Regions from separate parts of the Homo sapiens genome. Here region 1 is linked to region 2. A link is an interaction called in ENCODE POLR2A ChIA-PET data of the cell type or tissue named here. Cell type or tissue: OCI-LY7. All regions are shown on one strand. Links, peaks and the distances in the headings refer to the core of each region. The heading gives the core; the rest is flanking DNA.

Region 1 (5,387 bases), core at 60-5,059, 52 kb before region 2:
TGCTTATCAGATGCCAAGCACTGTTCAGGCTCTGAATGCAGCAACAAACAAGATAACCTAATTAGTCCCTGTTGTTATGGAGTGTGCATCCTATGTATTTATGTATGTTTTAGGAGATGGTGAAATGCTAATTTATTTTCTGATAGTTATATTGAACTTTAATGACTTGGTAATTAATATGATAGAAACACTCTATTAAAATATGAATACCTTTTCTTGACTTGTAAGTATTTAGAATCAAACCCAAATATAAACTCATTCTCAAATCTCAGATGGAACATGACCAAAGAAGCAGTAGAGTATTTTAATTGTGTAGCTGACTGAGATAGATTTTTCTCCAGTTCTTTCCATGCCAGAAGTTTGTATTTATCTGTGCTGGATGATTATAATTCATGCCTTTGGTTCATTCTTGTTAATGTTGAGACTTTTGGCTCTTGTACTGATAAGAGCAGAGCACGGGGTTAGGAGCCAGAGGTAAACGTCACACAGTTTAAGATTAGTTACTGAGCAAATGGGAAAGAACAATTCTAGATATCAAACGCTAACTGCAGGGCTGGGCGCAGCGGCTCACGCCTGCAATCCCAGCACTTCGGGAGGCTGAGGCGGGCAGATCACTTGAGATCGGGTATTTGAGACCAGCCTGGCCAACGTGGTGAAACTCTATCTTTACTAAAGTTAGTGGGCATCTAATAATCCCACCTACTAGGAAGGCTGAGGCAGGAGAATTGCTTGAACCTGGGAGGCAGAGGTTGCAGTGAGCCGAGATTACGCTACTATACTCCAGCCTGGGTGAGAGAGCGAGACTCCCATCTGAAAAACAAAGCACAACACTGCATAAAAATAACTCAGATGTTTGTCTAAAATGAAACTTAAGAGTATCAGGTAAGGGAAACGAGAAAACCATTTAAGGGAAATAATTATTCTGGAGTAACATCCAAACTTCCAATAATTAAATGGGTGTTGGATGTAAATTTTGAAGAGTGGGTAGAAAATCCGTGGGATCCTTGAGTATGAGATTCTTAAAAAGTCTTTGGGAAAACATGGCAAATGGATTGCTTTGTGTGCGTGTGTGAGACAGGGTCGCAATCCCTTGCCCAGGCTGGAGTACAGTGGCATGATTATAGCTCATTGAAACTTTAAACTCCTGGGCTCATGTGATTCTCCCACCTCAGCATCCTGAGTATCTAGGACTACGGGCGTGTGCCACCACACCACGCTAATTTTACTCCTGGCCTTAAGCACTCCTCCCACCTTGGCCCCCCAAAAGGCTGGGATTACAGGCATGAGCCACTGTGTATTGCCTGGATTACTCTTAATAAACAAAAGATAGTATCCTCTTTGTGAAGTGGATATTTATTTTTGTAATATGTATGATCACATGCTAATTAACCTGAACTCTCTATGTATATTTACATGTGTACTTTTGGGAAAATTTTTTGGTAATATATACACCCTCCAAAATGAGGCCAGTGTAGGTGTGAATACTTAGTTTCTTAACTCTGCTGCTAATCCTTACTGTGTTAGATACTTGATTAAAACAGAATAGGGCCAGGCATGGTGGCTCACACCTGTAATCCCAGCACTTTGGGGAGGTCAAGATAGAAGGACTGCTTGAGCCCAGGAGTTCAAGATGAACCTGGACAACATAGCAAGACCACCATCTCTATAAAAAAACTAGCTGGATGTGGTGGCATGCATCTGTAGTCCCAGCTACTCCGGAGGAAGAGGCAGGAGAATCCCTTGAGCCCGGGAGGCGGAGGTTGCAGTGAGCTAAGACCACGCCACTGCACTCCAGCCTGGGCGACAGAGTGAGACTCCATCTCAAAACAGAACAAAAACAAACAAAAAACCAGATTAGTACTTGCATATATGTAGTAAATCATACCTTCATTAGTCAGGTAAATACAGTGTGAGCACCTTTTTTTTTTTTTTTTTGAGATGGAGTCTCGCTCTGTCACCCAGGGTAGAGTGCAGTGGCGCAATCTTGGCTCACCACAAACTCTGCCTCCCAGGTCAAGCAATTCTCCTGCCTCAGCCTCCCGAGTAGCCGGGATTACAGGCATGTGCCACCATGCCCAGCTAATTTTGTATTTTTAGTAGAGATGGGGTTTCTCCATGTTGGTCAGGCTGGTCTCGAACTTCTGACCTCAGGTGATCCGCCCACCTCAGCCTCCCAAAGTGCCGGGATCACAGGTGTGAGCCACTGTGTCCGGCCGCAACTTTCTTTTAATTGAAGCAACATATAACAGTTGTGAAATCTATGAATTATAAATCTTTTTATTAGGGTATATTTTTTAAACCTTTTATAGAAAATACTGCCAGGCACAGTGGCTCATGCCTGTAATCCCAGCACTCTGGGAGGCCGAGGCAGGCGGATCACTTGAGGTCAGGAGTTTGAGACCAGCCTGGTCGACATGGTGAAACCCCGTCTCTACTAAAAATACAATAATTAGCTGGGTGTGATGGCGCATGCCTGCAATCCCAGCTACGCAGGAGGCTGAGGTGGGAGAATTGCCTGAACCCGGGAGGCAGAGGCTGCAGTGAGCTGAGATTGTGCCACTGAGTTCCAGCATAGGCGACAGAGCGAGACTCTTGTCACACACACACAAAAGAAAAAGAAAATATAAAACTTACATAAAAGCAGAGAGGTACCTGTCCTGAAGCTTTAACAGTTATTACCACATGAGTTATTTTGAAACAAATCCCAAACTAGCATTTAGTCTGTAAACTTGTACTAGCTATAGTTTGGATTTTTGAATCTCTTAAACTGGCATTCTCTTTTATTTCTTTGGTATATTTTACCTTGATGACTGTGCTTTTACTTTGTCATGAAAATAATGTAAAAGTGCTTCTCTTCCTTCCCTCCTCCATTTTATGATTGTAGACAGGATGTACCTGAGTTTAGTTAATCTAGGTTTTCTTTGTTGTTCTCGAAGGGATCAATGGCAGCTGTGGTATTTGTTTGTTCTCACCCTTTTGGGGAAAGGGAAGAGGCAAAGGACTAAACTAGGTTATGAATCTAGACTAAACTGGTGTTTTCCTCAGATACTTCAAAATTGTGGATTATTTGACCTGGAAAGAGAAGTTCACTATAGTTCTTTGTTTTTTTTCTGTTTTTTATTTTTCTTTTTTCTTCTCTTTTCTTTTTGAGACAGGTTGTCACTCTGTTGCCCAGGCTGGATTGCAGTGGTGCAGTCACAGCTCACTGTAGCTTTGAACTCCTGGTCTCAAGCAATCCTTCCATCTCAGTCTCCTGAGTAGGTGGTACTACAAGCATGCAACACCATGCCCAGCTAGTTTAAAAAAATTTTAAAAAGATTTTTGTAGAGATGGGGTTTGGCTATGTTGTCCAGGCTGGTCTGGAACTCCTGGGCTCAGGTGATCCTCCTAAAGTGCTGGGATTACAGGCATAAGCCACAAGGCCTGTCCTATAGTTCTAATTGTGAAAGTTAAGTAATTTATTTCACTTGAGATGTCAAGCTCAATTGCTAGTTTTTGTTTTGTTTTTAATAGCTAGTTGACTATAAATTCTTCCTCCTTCAAAGGAGGTGACTGGCATGTGACTTCTATGGTATAGTCTCATACAGTTAACATGCAGTTGTGTTATATGTGTCGCCCTCTTCCTTCCCTTATACATACATATATACATGTGTAGGGAGGCATTTGGACTAAGGTGCTGATTCTTAACATTTTCTGTACTGTGCACTCCTTTAGCAGTCTGAAACCTATGGATCTCTTCTTATGTTTCAGTATGTCTTATTTTTTATTTTTTTGAGATGGAGTCTCGCTCTGTCGCCCAGGCTGCAGTGCCGTGATGCAATCTTGGCTTACCGCAACCTCCGCCTCCCAGGTTCAAGTGATTCTTCTGCCTCAGCATCTGGAGTAGCTGGGACTACAGGCACCTGCCACCATGCCCAGCTAATTTTTTGTAATTTTAGTAGAGGAGGAGTTTCACCATGTTGGCCAGTCTGGTCCTGACCTCCAGACCTCAAGTGATCCACCTGCCTTGGCCACCCAAAGTGTTGGGATTATAGGCCTGAGCCACTGTGCCTGGCCTCAGGATGTTTTAAAATGCATAAAATACGTAGGATTATAAAGGAAACCAATTATTTTAAAATGTAGTTAGCAGAATGTTAAAACTTGGTGATAGGTGCTTAGTATAATAAGCAACAAGTTCTAGCAACACATCTAAGTTTCACAGTAATGAGTATAGATGATAAAGATCTCCAACAGTCTAATGTGGTATGAAAATATCTGATTTATATTGATGTCAAAATTACAAGTACTGTAATTCTGTGGTTTAGTGCCAGCATTCATAATTGAAGGACGTGTTAAATTTCATTTAGGGGATAGTGAAGATAAATGTGTAATTTCCTGCCACCCACACCTCATTTTTATTTCCCTGAATTTTATCCATGGACTCCTTAGCTGTAACGGTCAGAGTAAGGTCACCTGGACTAAGGCCTTGTTTGTGTCCTGGGATGCCTAATTTGAAGCTAACGGATTTGAACTTAGAATGTAGTCATCAGATAAGTGTGTTTTAAACATTCTATCTGCCAATTTTAGTGGCTTTTAAAATAAGTCATAACAGTCCGATAAATGCTGGATCTCCAAATGGTCTCTATGCATTTTATGACTTTGCTTCTTTGCTTTTCCTTCTTGGGCTGTATTTTCTTAATAGATATTGGTTTGTAATTAATATAGAGTTAATATTTTAAGTAGTTTCTAAACTTCCATGTTGGCTATTATTGTTTTGCTTTTATGTTTTTTTCTTTTAAAAAACATTTTAATTCTTCTGCAGGATTCGGAAACTTCAGATACGAAATATCCCGCCTCATTTACAGTGGGAGGTAAGAATTTCTGTATTTAAAATTAAGATCTAAGTATGGAAGCCTATTGCTGTTAGTTTTTTCAAAGCTTTTTCTCCTTTCCTCAACTCTTGGGTGTGCTAGAACATAAAATTCTTCTCCTATGACCCGTGCCTTGGTGTGGGTTTTTCTTAGTAAGGGCACAGTGTATCTTTTAAAAATCTGCTCTTTGGGATAAGAAACCAAATATTGAAATATATTCTTGGGTAACTGGGTAATCTTTCTCATTCAGTCACTTCCCAACAGGATTTTGTTGATTTCAGTTCTTTCTGATGAGTTTGCCAATTGTATTTAAATATGAAGTTCCTATCTTGGCAAAGTTTTAAAAAGACAAATACCTGCTATTTTGTGCTGTTACTTTAAAATGTTATTCTGCTTCCTTTTGCTCAGATGGTGGCACTGCACTGATTGTGTAATATGCATAAACACAAACTATTTAGCACAATTGAATAGCCTGTGTCAGCAGTTTCCAAAGCATAATAATGATGTCATGGTGAGAATCTGAGACACCAGTAGTTG
Region 2 (5,387 bases), core at 126-5,125:
CCATGACAGATAAGTAGTTCCTGTTTGTATAAACTGTGCTGAGCTGTTTGAAGGATGTTCCCTTCATCTCCATATCCCTAGCGCTAAGGGTGATTCTGTGGAGACTTTTTGCCTCTCTTGTTGCAATGAGTAGTAGTCAAGGTGACTCCTTTCTAGAAACCCCTCCCCAATGACTGACATTGGCTTTGGTGCTTGGAAGGGTGTGTGTGTGTGTGTGTGTGTGTTGGCAAGGTGTTTGTTGGGGCAAGTAAGCATTAAATATCCCGCTTTGCATTTTATTAATACTTTAATCTCACTGTGATTTTTGTAATGCTTGTTCCACTTCTATATCTTTTGTATAAATTCCTGACAAATACCTGTTTGCTTATATTATTATGGACTTTTAAAGACACCTAGAACTGGCTGGGCGCAGTGACTCACGCCTGTAATCCCAGCATTTTGGGAGGCCGAGGTGGGCACATCACTTGAGGTCAGGAGTTCGAGACCAGCCTGGCCAACATGGCAAAACTCTGTCTCTACTAAAAATACAAAAAATTAGCTGGGCGTGGTGGCACACGCCTGTAATCCCAGCTTCTCGGGAGGCTGAGGTGGTAGAATGGCTTGAGCCCAGGAAGTGGAGGTTGCAGTGAGCTGAGATCACACTGCTGCACACCAGCCTGGGTGACAGAGCAAGACTCTGTCTTAAAAAAAAAAAACAAAAAAACCAAAAAACCTAGAACTAGCTTCCTTTGCCCTGTAGAACAAAAAAATAGTGTGACTCCTTTTTAACCTTTTATTGTTCATCACAGATCCTGAGCAGTGAGTTCAAAGGTAAGACATGGCCCCTTCCCTTATGAGGTTTATGGGATAGTGCAGCTCTGTGTTAGAGCCACATTGAAGGAGTAACCCATTTCCAGAGAGATTTTCAGGATATATATTGGTACACAGACTATAATGCCCGACATTGTTGTTCCATCTTCTGAAACACATAAGGCAAATGTAACAGTCAAATAAAAAAGATTTGGAATCTAAGATCGTATGTATGATAAATTACCTGCCAGCTTAAGCATGGAAGTCAGTGTGACTCTGAAAACTAGATTACTGTGACACACCTGACAATCACATCACTATGGTTAATAATCACTAGTCTAGTGGGAAAATAAAGATCAGGAAAGAGATTATAAAGTGACATTGCTTTCATTTCCAAGAATGGGTATTAGGGAGATGACGAGAGAGGTACTTTACCCAGTTTTGAGGGCGTGACTAGAGCATAGGTGTGGGAAGTATGTTGGATATATGGAAGAGAGAAGTAGTACCAGGTAACTGACAACCTCTTATGCCATGTTGAAGTTTGGACAAGTTATACTGGCAATTTGAAACCACAGAAGGGTAGTAACTGCTGGCAGGAGGATATAGTCATGGAGTGTTAGGCTACAGGCAAGCATGCTAATCAGACTTGGTTCAGATAGCCCAGGAGTGATGGGACTTGAGCAGTGGGTATGCAGAATAAGCAGTCAGCAGAAGGCTTATCTGCAGAACATAAATTATCTACCTCACGCCCATAGTGGTATCAACTAAAATACAGCCAGTTTTGTGAGGGAGGTGGGGATATATCTGGTATGTGGCTGAGAAAATCTGATCACGTTGCAGGTCAAAGACAGTTTTTTAAACTGTCTTTATTGCAGTGATCTCTATATGTGTCAATAAACTAGGCTACTAGATTGAAGAGAAGCATGAAGAAACTTGTCATGATGGTGATAGTTTAGTGAGTGTATACATAATGTCAAAGTGAATCAAATTTCTTGCAGTTTATTCTGTATTTCAATGATACTGTTACTGAACCAAACTGGTTCTGTTTGTCCATGTGCAATGGAAAGCAAACACCAAAGCATAGGTTCTTTTGTAAAGAGAAAAGTTCGTGGTAAGACTGTCAAGCAAGGAGACAGTCAGGTTCAAATCTGTCTCCCCCAGCTGGGGGCTGGGACATATTTTATAGACAGAGGGTAATGAGGTATGATCTGATTGAATCTTACAATGATGTGATGCCAGGAGGTGTGATCTGACTGGATCATACCAGGAGGTGACACCAGGGCTCAATCTGATTGGATCATGGATCATGTCATGTGGTGTCCACTTCTTAATTTGGTCCTGTCTCGGTCCAGGCACTTAGGTTCTGCTTGTGGTTGCATGCGTGGTTCATCTGGACAGGCTCAGGTTACAGAACTTGCAACCTGGGGATCCATGGCAACTGAAGAACAAATCACCATTTTGTCACACAAAGCTGAACCAGACTAGGCCGGTTCTGTGGATGATGCTTGGCCAAAAGGCCAAGAAGTGATCAATAATACTTCAGAGTTTAAAAGGCAAAACTAGGCCATTACCTGGTAAAGTTGCTTTTAGTATTTTTTTAACAGCTTTATTGAGATATAATTCACATACTATGCAATTCACCATTTAAAGTGTACAATTATTTTTTTTTAAGTTTTTTTTTCTTTTTTTTTTGAGACAAAGTTTTGCTCTCGTGGCCCAGGCTGGAGTGCAATGGCGCCATCTCAGCTCACCACAACCTCTGCCTCCTGGGTTCAAGTGATTCTCCTGCCTCAGCGTCCCGAGTAGCTGGGATTACAGGCAAGCGCGACCACGCCCGGCTAATTTTGTATTTTTAGTAGGTGCGAGGTTTCTCCATGTTGGTCAGGCTGGTCTCAAACTCCTGACCTCAGGTGATCCGCCCGCTTTGGCCTTCCAAAGTGCTGGGATTACAGGTGTGAGCCACCGCGCCCGGCCTAGTATGTTAATAGATACGTGCAACCATCACCACATTTTTAGGACACCTTCATCACCTCAAAAAGAAACATTTAACTGTCACCCTCCACTTTCACTTTCCTCAGCCCATAGAAACCACTAATCTACTTTCTGTCTATCGTAGAGTTCCCTATTCTGGACATTTCATACAAACAAAAATCATATAATAAGTAGTTTTTTGTGACTGTTTTCATTTAGCATAATGCCTTCTTTTCTTTCTTTCTTTCTTTCTTTCTTTCTTTCTTTCTTTCTTTTTTTCTTTCTTTCTTTTCTTTCTCTCTCTCTTTCTCTCTTTCTGTCTTCGCTATACTAACAAGGTAACCATAATACTTTCAAGGTCTGTCTGTTGCAGCATGTATAAGTACCTCCCTTTTATGGTTGAATAATATTCCATTGTACAAATATACCACATTTTGTTTCCATTCATCAGTCAGTAAGCATTCATTCGGGTTGTTTCTACTTCAGACTATTATGAGTGATCTTAATTTTGTACCATTACATTCAGGAAGTGATAATCTTTGCATTTTTCATGTGATTCTTTCTGTACTGTTTATACATTTGAATGAACTTTGTTTTTTTGTTTTTTTTTGTTTTTAAATAGATGGAGTCTCTATCTGTTGCCCAGGCTGGAGTGCAGTGGTGCAATCTCAGCTCACTGCAACCTCTGCCTCCCGGGTTCAAGGATTCTTCTGCCTCAGCCTCCCGAGTAGCTGGGACTACAGGTGCGTGCCACCATGTCCAGCTAATTTTTGTATATTTAGTAGAGATGGGGTTTCACCATGTTGGCCCGGCTGGTCTCAAACTCCTGACCTCAAGTGATCCACCCACCTCGGCCACCCAAAGTGCTGGGATTACAGGCGTGAGCCACCGCGCCCAGCCGTGGATGAACTTTTTTTTTTTAAAAAGGCTGAACATTTGAGGGTTTCACGTCCTAAATACATAACGGGGGAATTCTAGAAAGACATTTTCTATGAGGCTTTACTTTGCATTTATACCCCTTCCTCCCTCCCCTGTCGTTGGAATTTAAACTTACCTAAGCATAGAGAAATGTTTCCTTTCTGGTTTAAGATTTTATTTAGGTATGGGAACTTGTGAAAGTGTTGGAAATATAGAGTGGAAAGCTTTTTGTTTTTTTTCGTGGTTTTTTTTTTGGCCTTTAAGACTGTTTAAAAGAAGTATTTGTGGCTGACATAGAATGATTAGCAGTACTGAGAGGGGACAAGAATCTAGGAGACAAAAACAGGTGCATAAGTAGCTTATGTGACAGGTAACAGGAACACTGTCTTATCTTCCTGTTTAATGCAGAATTAAGCAAAATGCGGCCGGACACTGTGGCTCACACTTATAATCCCAGCATTTGGGAAGGCTGAGGCAGGCAGATCACTTGAGCTCAGGAATTCGGGACTAGCCTGGCCAACATGGCAAAACTTTGTCTCTACTATAATACAAAAAGTAGCCAGGCGTGGTGGCACATGCATGTAATCCCAGCTACTCAGGAAGCTGAGGCACAAGAATGGCTTGAGCCTGGGAGGCGGAGGTTGCAGTGAGCCAAGATCATGTCACTGCACTCCAGTAAGACTCTGTCTTTAAAAAAAAAAAAAAAAAAAAAGCAAAATGTGAGAACTTACCAAGTGTAAGTTGTATTTATTCTTTGAGAGTTCAGTGGGCTGGAGTGGCATGATACCATTTGATAGGCCTTGATATAAAAGAGCATATTCAAATAATGGCCTGCCTTAAGATTGATGGGATTACTATAGTACAGTTCAAGTCATTTGGGGGTTGGAAATCCTTTTGAGATTTGGGAATCTTATTAGGCTATTGACAGCCCTTTCCCTATTCTGTTGTCATTACTTCCAAGCCTTGTACATGAAACTTTGAGTAAGACATCAAAGATCCACTGAAATCCATCTATGGGGCTATGTAAAATCTCCTAAGTTGTGTTGTTAAATTTTTTCCACAGCTAGGTACCAAGATTGATTCTGCACCTATTTCTTCTAAGGATTAGAGGGGTTTTTTTGCTTGTGGTTTTTTTTTTTTTTTCTTTTTTACTTTGTTTTAAAGCCATGCTTGTTGAAGTATTATTCACAGACAATAAAACTCACCATTTAAAAAAAGTGCACAGGATTGTAGTTTCTAGTTATCTTTCTAAAGACTTTACATGGCCAGGTGTGGTGGCTCACACCTGTAATCCCATCACTATGGGAGACCAAGGTGGGTGGATCACTTGAGGTCAGGAGTTCGAGACCAGCCTGGGCAACATGGTGAAACCCCGTCTCTACTAAAAATACGAAAATTAGCTGGGTGTAGTGGTGTGTGCCTGTAATCCCAGCTACTTGGGAGGCTGAGGCAGGAGAATCGCTTGAACCTGGGAGGCAGACGTTGCAGTGAGCCAAGATTGCACCATTGTACTCCAGCCTGGGTGATAGAGTGAGACTCTGTCTAAAAAAAAAAAAAGATTTACACGGAAGTTGACAACCAATAGCATTTATCTATTCTTAGGAATAGAATATTTAACTATACAGGCAATTTTGTTTTGAATATATGCAGTGAAAATTTTAATGTATATTTCTACTTGTGTGTGTGTGTGGTTTTATAACTTTAACATA

Evidence for each region. ChIA-PET counts read pairs that join two places held together with the same protein. Peaks named below come from ENCODE experiments on the same cell type or tissue, not always from the same donor. Only the 100,000 strongest peaks of a DNase experiment are listed, where the experiment ranks them.
Region 1: POLR2A ChIA-PET joins it to region 2 with 8 read pairs; 8 of 35 experiments call an interaction of 5 or more read pairs at or near these places.

Annotation. Positions count from the first base shown.
Region 1 is chr7:23,418,239-23,423,625 of GRCh38, reverse strand. IGF2BP3 (insulin like growth factor 2 mRNA binding protein 3) reads left to right here. Exons shown (of 15, transcript NM_006547.3): 3 at 4,802-4,850. Among named protein-coding and RNA genes, the nearest start is that of SNORD65C, 24 kb to the right of the region's middle. In OCI-LY7, for the core only: no CTCF peak of the experiment used is centred there; no DNase peak of the experiment used is centred there.
Region 2 is chr7:23,365,992-23,371,378 of GRCh38, reverse strand. The region is part of intron 3 of IGF2BP3 (insulin like growth factor 2 mRNA binding protein 3); the gene reads left to right. Among named protein-coding and RNA genes, the nearest start is that of SNORD65C, 28 kb to the left of the region's middle. In OCI-LY7, for the core only: a CTCF peak has its summit at 1,784; DNase peaks (open chromatin) are centred at 2,028, 2,828, 3,168 and 4,058; H3K4me3 peaks cover 3,483 bases; H3K27ac peaks cover 4,556 bases.